Linked DNA regions of Homo sapiens: all the other regions are linked to region 2. A link is an interaction called in ENCODE POLR2A ChIA-PET data of the cell type or tissue named here. Cell type or tissue: HepG2. All regions are shown on one strand.

What was found. Peaks named below come from ENCODE experiments on the same cell type or tissue, not always from the same donor. Only the 100,000 strongest peaks of a DNase experiment are listed, where the experiment ranks them.
Region 1: POLR2A ChIA-PET joins it to region 2 with 6 read pairs; 1 of 35 experiments calls an interaction of 5 or more read pairs at or near these places.
Region 3: POLR2A ChIA-PET joins it to region 2 with 11 read pairs; 1 of 35 experiments calls an interaction of 5 or more read pairs at or near these places.

The regions. Positions count from the first base shown.
Region 1 is chr3:53,168,480-53,170,979 of GRCh38, forward strand. All of the region lies in intron 2 of PRKCD (protein kinase C delta), which reads left to right. Among named protein-coding and RNA genes, the nearest start is that of PRKCD, 8.5 kb to the left of the region's middle. RefSeq lists an enhancer at 1-596 and a silencer at 1,793-1,842. In HepG2, a CTCF peak has its summit at 686; DNase peaks (open chromatin) are centred at 702, 1,052 and 2,082; H3K4me3 peaks cover 219 bases.
Region 2 is chr3:53,841,831-53,844,330 of GRCh38, forward strand. The region is part of intron 1 of CHDH (choline dehydrogenase); the gene reads right to left. Among named protein-coding and RNA genes, the nearest start is that of CHDH, 3.3 kb to the right of the region's middle. In HepG2, a CTCF peak has its summit at 1,077; a DNase peak (open chromatin) is centred at 1,201; H3K4me3 peaks cover 1,811 bases.
Region 3 is chr3:53,477,516-53,480,015 of GRCh38, forward strand. No RefSeq gene overlaps it. Among named protein-coding and RNA genes, the nearest start is that of CACNA1D, 16 kb to the right of the region's middle. RefSeq lists a silencer at 1,307-1,601. In HepG2, no CTCF peak of the experiment used is centred here; DNase peaks (open chromatin) are centred at 956 and 1,436; H3K4me3 peaks cover 948 bases.

The DNA.
Region 1 (2,500 bases), 670 kb before region 2:
GGTATCCTGAAGGCTTAGGAGCAGGACTTCTGCAGGCATCAGACAGACCCTGGTTGAATCCTTGCTCAATATTTACTGGCTGTGCACACTTGAGCCAGGGACTGGACCGTTCCCCACTTGCCTCGTCTGTGAAATGGGCAGATCACGGGGTGTGGTGTCCTGTGAGACATGAACGATGGGAAGGAGCCACTGTGTGGGGTGGGGTGGAGCAGGAAGACGGAACAGCAAGCCCAGAGGCTCCTAAGCGGGAAGGAACTGGCTGCTTCGGGAACTGAAAGGGGTCAGCGTGGCTGGGGCACAGGAATGAGGGAAAGGCAGCGCCTGCCCGAGAGGTCAGGGAGGTAACGGTGATGGGGAGGGGGGTGGCGGGGGGCAGGCTGCATGGAGCAGGCTGAGGGGAGGAGTCTGGGCTTGTCAGAGGGGCAATGGGAGGCACTGGGGGCTTGGGCAGGGGGTGACAAAATCTGTCTGAAAAGCCCCGTCTGGTGGCTGGAACAGGGGGACTGTCGGGCCGGGGTAGAGGATGGAGAGCAGTCAGAAGACAGGTGCAGAGCCTGGGGATGGTGGTGGTGGGAGAAGAGGATTTGAGACTTGAGGACAGGCTGCAGCGGCAGACGGGATGGCCTTATTGTGTGGGGAGCAGGGGGAGCTGTCTGGCCTGAGCCACTGCCTGAGCTCGTGCACTCCTAGTGGATGAGGAGCGCTGGGAGGGGAACGGCGGGGGACTGGTGTGGGCAGGCTTGAGCTCTTCTGGAGTCATTCATGTGGTGAAGCCAGGGAGGCAGGTGGGGCCACAAGCCTGAAGTTCAGGAGGGTCTGGGCCCAAAGTAGAGACGGGAGCCTAAAGCCAGGATTGGGGAGGAGAGGGCTCAACAGGCCTTCTAAGGGGTGGGGGAGCATTTGAGAGGCCCACGAACAGGACTGGGATGGCTGTCCCTCAAAGGTCTCTGCCAAGGCACCCAGGAGGGCAGGCTTGTGGTGGCTGAGCCGCTGTTTTCACAACAGCTCCGGAAGCTTTGGATCATGTCTATGGCCGTGTTGGGTAAACAGGCAGAGCAGAGCAGGCAGTCGCCAAGGCCTGAGGCTAGATCAGATGTCTGCGTGGTGTAGGTTGTGGGCTGGGGTTGTTGGGGTGGGAGGAGGATCCCAGGGTCCTCCAGTGTCAGGGCTGGAGAAAGCTTAGAGGTCTCCATTGTTGAGACAGGGAGGCTGGAGCCCCGGGAGGGGCAGTAGCTGGCCAGCCTCTGCCAGTGGACTCATGCTGCCTGCTTCAGCCCAGTTCTGCCCAGAGCCTCAGGCCAGAACAGGGCACCCTGCGGCTGGGGGGCTTAACAGAGCCTCTTTTCCCACTTTCCAAGGAAGTCTGGAAGACACCAGAGCACTTGGGCCAAGATCGCGGAGCACCCAGGCAGCAGATCTGAGCTAGGCCTGTCTAGGTCCAAGCTCGCCGGTTCCTCTGTCCGCTGCCTGCTGTGGGATGGCGCACCATGCGGGATGGTCCTGCCTCTCTCCCAGCTTTCTCAATATCCCCAAAGTGGGGAAGCATCATGTGGATCCTGCCCAGATCCTGGGGATGACTGGCAAAAGGGTTAGGTGGCCATCTTGCCTTCTCCCAAACACAAAACGATTGTTTCCAATGGTAAACCATCTGGAAAATCGTGGGAACTCTGTGGGAGAAAGAAGGGCTAAGGAGTAGGGCTCTTGTACTGGGGGCTGATGGAGGAGCTGTTCCCATCTCCAAACACATACCCTCACCCCATTGGAGGCCAGATGGGCAGTTCTAGGACTAGAGCTGGAAGTTCTCTCCCCACTTCCCCCTGGGTCTGCCCCATTGGCTTTGTGGCTTTGGTTGAATTGCTCAACCTCTCTTTCGGTTTCTGCACAGTGAGCCTGGAGCTCAAGGAACTTGCTCCTGGGGTGCCCGGCTTGCTGCCCTACCAACATAGGTTCAAGCCCTCCCCTCCCCCTGCGCGCCAGGCCTGTGACTGCCACCTGTGACCTTCAACCTCCACCATAGCCTCAGGGCCCTGCAGGCAGGTGGGCGGGCGGGCGGAGGCCTGCCCAGTGATGTGCCTGACCAGCCCACTCCTTCCCTTACACACTTTAGACTTTGCTCTGGATCAAGAGGGACTTTCTTCGTCTCCCTGGGTGGAAAGGCCCAGCCTAGCCTGACACCAGCTGCCCTTCTGCCCCTCCTCCATTCCCCAGCCATTGTGCCTGGGGGCTGTGGTGGAAAAAGCTGCATTTGGACTTCATGGTGCCAGACTCTAGTCAGGGATGTGGGGTCCTTCCAGGACTGTATGTTTGTTTCTGTGTCTGCCTGGAGCATCTCTGTGCCAGTGTGTACATCACAGCTTGTGGCACTCCACGTGCGTGTGGAGCCTATGTGGTCGGGTGTGGTCTGTGTGGGCCCGGGTATCTGTTGAGATGTGAGAGCCGGTGAGTGCATGTGTGTTTCTGTGTGTGTGTGTGTGTGTGTGTACGTGTGCCCCTGTGTCAT
Region 2 (2,500 bases):
AATCACAAATATAAAGTTATAAAATAAACTCACAGGCTGGGCGCAGTGGCTCACGCCTGTAATCCCAGCACTTTGGGAGGCCAAGGCAGGAGGATTGCTTGAGGCCAGAAGTTCAATATCAGCCTCAGTAACATAGCAAGACCCCATTTCTAAACAATAAAAAAAGAAAGAAAAAATTAGTCAGGCATGGTGGTGTGCACCTGTAGTCCCAGCTACTTCAGAGGGTTGCTTGAGCCCAGTGAGCGGATTGCACCACTGCACTCCAGCCTTGGCAACAGGACAACACTCTGTCTCAAAAAAAAAAAAGAAAAAAGAAAAAAAGAAAAGCGCAAAGCTAAAACCAAACCACATAGTGATTTTATCAAGTTCACAGCTGGCCTGAGTTTCATCCTCCCTCTTCTTACATAGCCTCACTCATCTTGTTTCTTCCTCCATAAAGTGTGGAATGTGATGCTACATCTACGACCCATATATTATTAATAACAAATAAATTCAAGTATCATGGATCAAAAAATATACCACCGATCCTGTTGCATGTGCCCAACATACGGCCCAACGTAGGGTGACAGGGTGATCCTCCCTGCAGCCCTATGAGGCTAACTTCATCACCCCTGTTTACAGATGGAGCTTTGAGAGAACGACAACAGTACCTGTCTCCTCTGCATCCGAGGCTTTCTTTGAGACCCCAGTGTGATAACAACAATGTAAAAATCAATGCAAGTACCCAGGAGACAAGGCACAGGGACCACAGCCATGAACAGAACACATGTATGTGACCTCAAGGGGTTTCTCCTAGGAACCAGGAGGAGTGGGATTAACGCTGAGTTAACACCTAGCCTGAGTCTGCGGGCTTTCCTGGGCCAGCCCCTCCTACTAGAGCAGAGAAAATGTGTTTTGTAGCCCTGCTGGGAACAGTGGGGTGCAAGCCCTCAGTGTGGCTTCAGGGTCTTTCCCTCAAAGCAGGCATTAAAATTGACCCTGCCAAGCTTAACCAGCTGGAGCAGAACATGGGGTTGAGGGAGCACCGAGGCCAGGAGTGCTCCCAACAGTTCCTCTCCCAGCTCCGGCTCACCACCAGGGGCCCTGGGAGACAGCCAGTATGTGCCAGAAACGGCTCACTCTTCACGAGACAATGAATCCACTGTTGACCAGCCAGGGCCTTGATTAATATTTGCAAAAGAACGAACTGGAAAATTCCACCTGTGTGGGTGGAGGCTGGACCCGCAGGACTTGTCAACAACCCTGATGGCCTTGTTCTCCCAGGGATGGATCAGGCAAAGAAGCAAAGGTCGGAATAACAATGACAGAATCTGGGGATTACCGTGACTCTTGGGTCCTAGGGAATTTCCCCCCCCACCTTTTTTTTTTTTTTTTGGTTCTGCCTCTCCTGCCCCTAAATTTACACAGCACTCTTAAATCCTTCAACTTGCTTTCCTATCTGCTGTTTTGCTGTTTCTTCTGCGTTTCCTAACAGCCCTGCTGGGGAGGCAGAACTGATGTCAGCCCCATGTTACAGATGGAGAAACAGGTTCCAAAAGACTAAGAGCCTCACTCAAGGCCAACAGATGGTGAATGAGCCGCAGAACCAGGTGGTCTGGAAGCCAGGCATCTCACCGCGCTGTGGCTGCACAGAGTCTGTGCAGACCCTAGGGTCTGGGTCAGGGCCATAGGTACTTGACCCAGTGATCTTCCAGGCTCTGGCAGAGGCCCTGACCTTTGCTCTGCTTGTGAAGAAAGAGGAGGAAGTTCAAACCAGCTCCCCTGGGTGGGCAGGCTCAGGCACTGGCCTTGGATGAAGGTAGGTGTTAATTTATTCATCCATTCAAGCATTTAATGAGCACCCCCTACAAAGCCCCCCCGGACAGGAAGGCACACTGGCTGGTAGCTCTTTCAGAAACCCAGACCTAGCAGAATTTATGACTGAAGGGAGAAGGTCAGAAAATGTCCAAAGGTCGCTTCTCTCATAGACTCAAATCACTTCATCGCCCCTATCACCACCCCATTTTACAGAAAAGGAAACTGCTCTGAGAAGAGCAGTGACTTGCCAGAGCCTCCAGTTCAAAAAGCCACAAAGTCATCAGGCTTAGGCAGCCAAATAAATTGTGTGCCTTCCGGCAGGCCACCTGGGACCTCTCATGCAGGGCCACTTGAGGCATGGCCTTCTGAGCTAGGGGGGAAAACCCCCGAGGGGACAGGCAGACACACCTGTTTGCCCACCTCAACCTCCAGTTGTGGCTACAGGGCCCTTCACACCCTCTCCTCCACTCCACAGCCCCAACTACGAAACTGAACCAGGTATCACCCCATCCCTAAGCCCCAGGGGGCCAGGGCAGTGTCATTCTGAACCCAGAACAGCAGGAAAGCCACTTGGCCTGGGTCTTGGGTCTCTGCCTGGCAGCCCCTGCCTGAGTACTCCTCCTTCTTACAGCTCAGCCACCTCCAGACCACCCTCACCTGACACTTCTTCCCCTGGGGGGAGAAAGAACCTCAGCCCTTCTCT
Region 3 (2,500 bases), 360 kb before region 2:
CCCTCTATATTGCTTGGGGAAATGCCCTCTATATTTTTTTTAGTGATTTGTAGATTCTACTGAAAGAAAAATGAAAACTTGTTCACAGGCAGTGTTGAAAGGATAGCTTTCAACTTTTTAAAGGGTTGAAAATTTAAACTACTCTCCATAGTTTCCGGAAAACATCCTCAAGCCTTTACAATTGAGGGTGAGGGCTGTGGCAGCTTTAAAGTTCAAGAGAAGGAAAATACGTTAATTTTCAAAGTTTTCTCCTATTTCAGATCTTTCTGAGGAAAATAATGTGAGGCCAGGTGTGGTGGCTTATACCTGTAATCCTAATACTTTGGGAGGCCCAGGCAGGAGGACCACTTGAGGCCAGGAGTCCAAGACCAGCCTGGGCAATATAAGGAGACCCTGTCTCTACAAAAAAAAAAACACACACAAAAAATACTGGGAGTGGTAGTGTGTGGCTGGAGTCCTAGCTACATGGGAGGCTGAGGTGGGAGGATCACTTGAGCCTGGGAGTTTGAGGTTGCAGTGAGCTATGATTTTGCCACTGCACTCCAGCCTGGGCAACAGAATGAGACCCTGTCTCAAAAAAAAAAAAAAAAAAAAAAAAAAGAAAAGAAAAGAAAAAAGAAAAATAATGGGAAAGAATCCCTTCACATATCCAGTGGCAGATCTGACCTGCCAGAGCCCTGTTCATCTTGACAATGAGTCAGGTGATCTGGGTTCATGGCCACACTGCATGACGTCTGTTCAGAGCAGCACCCAGGGGTTCTCTTCCTTAGCCAGTAGCTTTCTCAGCTTTCTCATGGACCTAGGAACTCCCCAGTGCCTAGATGCAGTGGAGCACATAGATAGCCTTGTGTTGTCTGGAAATGTCTGTGTTTCTGTGTAGTCTCTGCCAGTCCAATCCCAGGATGGAGGGTGGATGTGGGAACCTCTGTTTTTTAATTAGCCTTTAGGGCATAGTCTGCTCTCCACACACTTGTCAGAACAAAGGGATCTTTTTTCTTCAGGGAATAGCATTAAGAAGCAGGAGGTGGAGTAGTATACTTGTCCTGTTTGAAATGGCTTTTATCTGCTGTTGCATCAGTGATCTTTGACAGCTGATCTGCAGTTCTGGCTTAACCATTTACTAGTTGCATAACCTTGGCAAACTCACATCCCAGCATAATGAATCTAGTTTACTCCTTTATGAACTGGAAGTGTTAATATTTTCCCTGACCTACCTCAGAGGCTTAAAGGGTTGCATGGAGATGAAAACCCATTATAAAAATAAATTATTACTATGAAGGGTTAGAGAAGTTTGTCTTAAGAAGAAGGGTAATTTTAAAAAAGAAGTCTTTGTTGCCCCCTGAGTGAGCACAGTTCTTGGGGTAGAAACGGGATATAGGACAATCTGGCACTGAGTCTGCTGAAGGCTGTCCTGCCACTGCTACATCTTGCCCTTCTCTCCTAACCTCACTGCCCCAGGGGTGGAGACAGTCATGACACTGGGCAGGCCAGCCCTCCTCTGTGCTGCTGGCCACCTATGCGGCACAGTCTTGTCAGAGAGCTGACAATCAGCTCCCTGCTGCTTTCTCATCTTTTAAAGTCCAATTAAACATCTCTGGCCACAGCATGATAATTGTCTGGGCTCCACACAGTGGAACGTGACCTGAGGTGGCATTAGGAGACCAGAAAAGAAAGAAAAGCCCTTTTATCTTGGAAAGATCATGTCCCCAGTTCCTTAAAGTGTAGAATCATTGTTCACATTGAGCAATTGCCCAGCTCAATTCCAAACGTCAAGATATCAAAAGGCATGCAGGAGATTTAACCGTGTCCACATGGACTCATGTGCCCAAGAAGCAATCTGGTGGCTTAAGAATTAGCAATGGCATAAGGTATGTGTGAGAAACAGTGAGTCTGAGTGGAAAGTTCCAGCAGGGAGGGATGCTGGAAGGCTAGGTTAGGGCCAGATTGCAGAGGACCTTGATGCCAGGGGTAAAAAGGTGAACTTTGCTTCAGCAGGATAATCAGGAGTCTTACATGGGATTGTAGGGCCTGGTCTCTGGTGGAAGGCAAGAAGATTCTGCTATGGACAGGGTGTCCTGCCTTGTAGATTGCCCTCTTATAACATCTTGCCATTAAATGTTTCCTGAGGTTTATATCCAGCCCTACTAATCATAGTGCATCAGCACATTGTCTGCTTGATGCAGTGGTGGCTCCCCTTAAACATTTAGGAAGTTGCTACATCTGGAAGGATAAAAAACTCAGAAATATGGCCTGGCACGGTAGCTCATGCCTGTAATCCTAGCACTTTGGGAGGCAGAGGTGGGCAGATTGCCTGAGCTCAGGAGTTCGAGACCAGCCTAGGCAACATGGCGAAACCCCGTCTCTACTAAAAATACAAAAAATTAGCTGGGCATGGTGGTGTGCACCTGTAATCCCAGCTACTCGGGAGGCTGAGGCACGAGAATTGCTTAACTCGGAGGCAGAGGTTGCAGTGAGCTGAATTCATGCCACTGCACTCCAG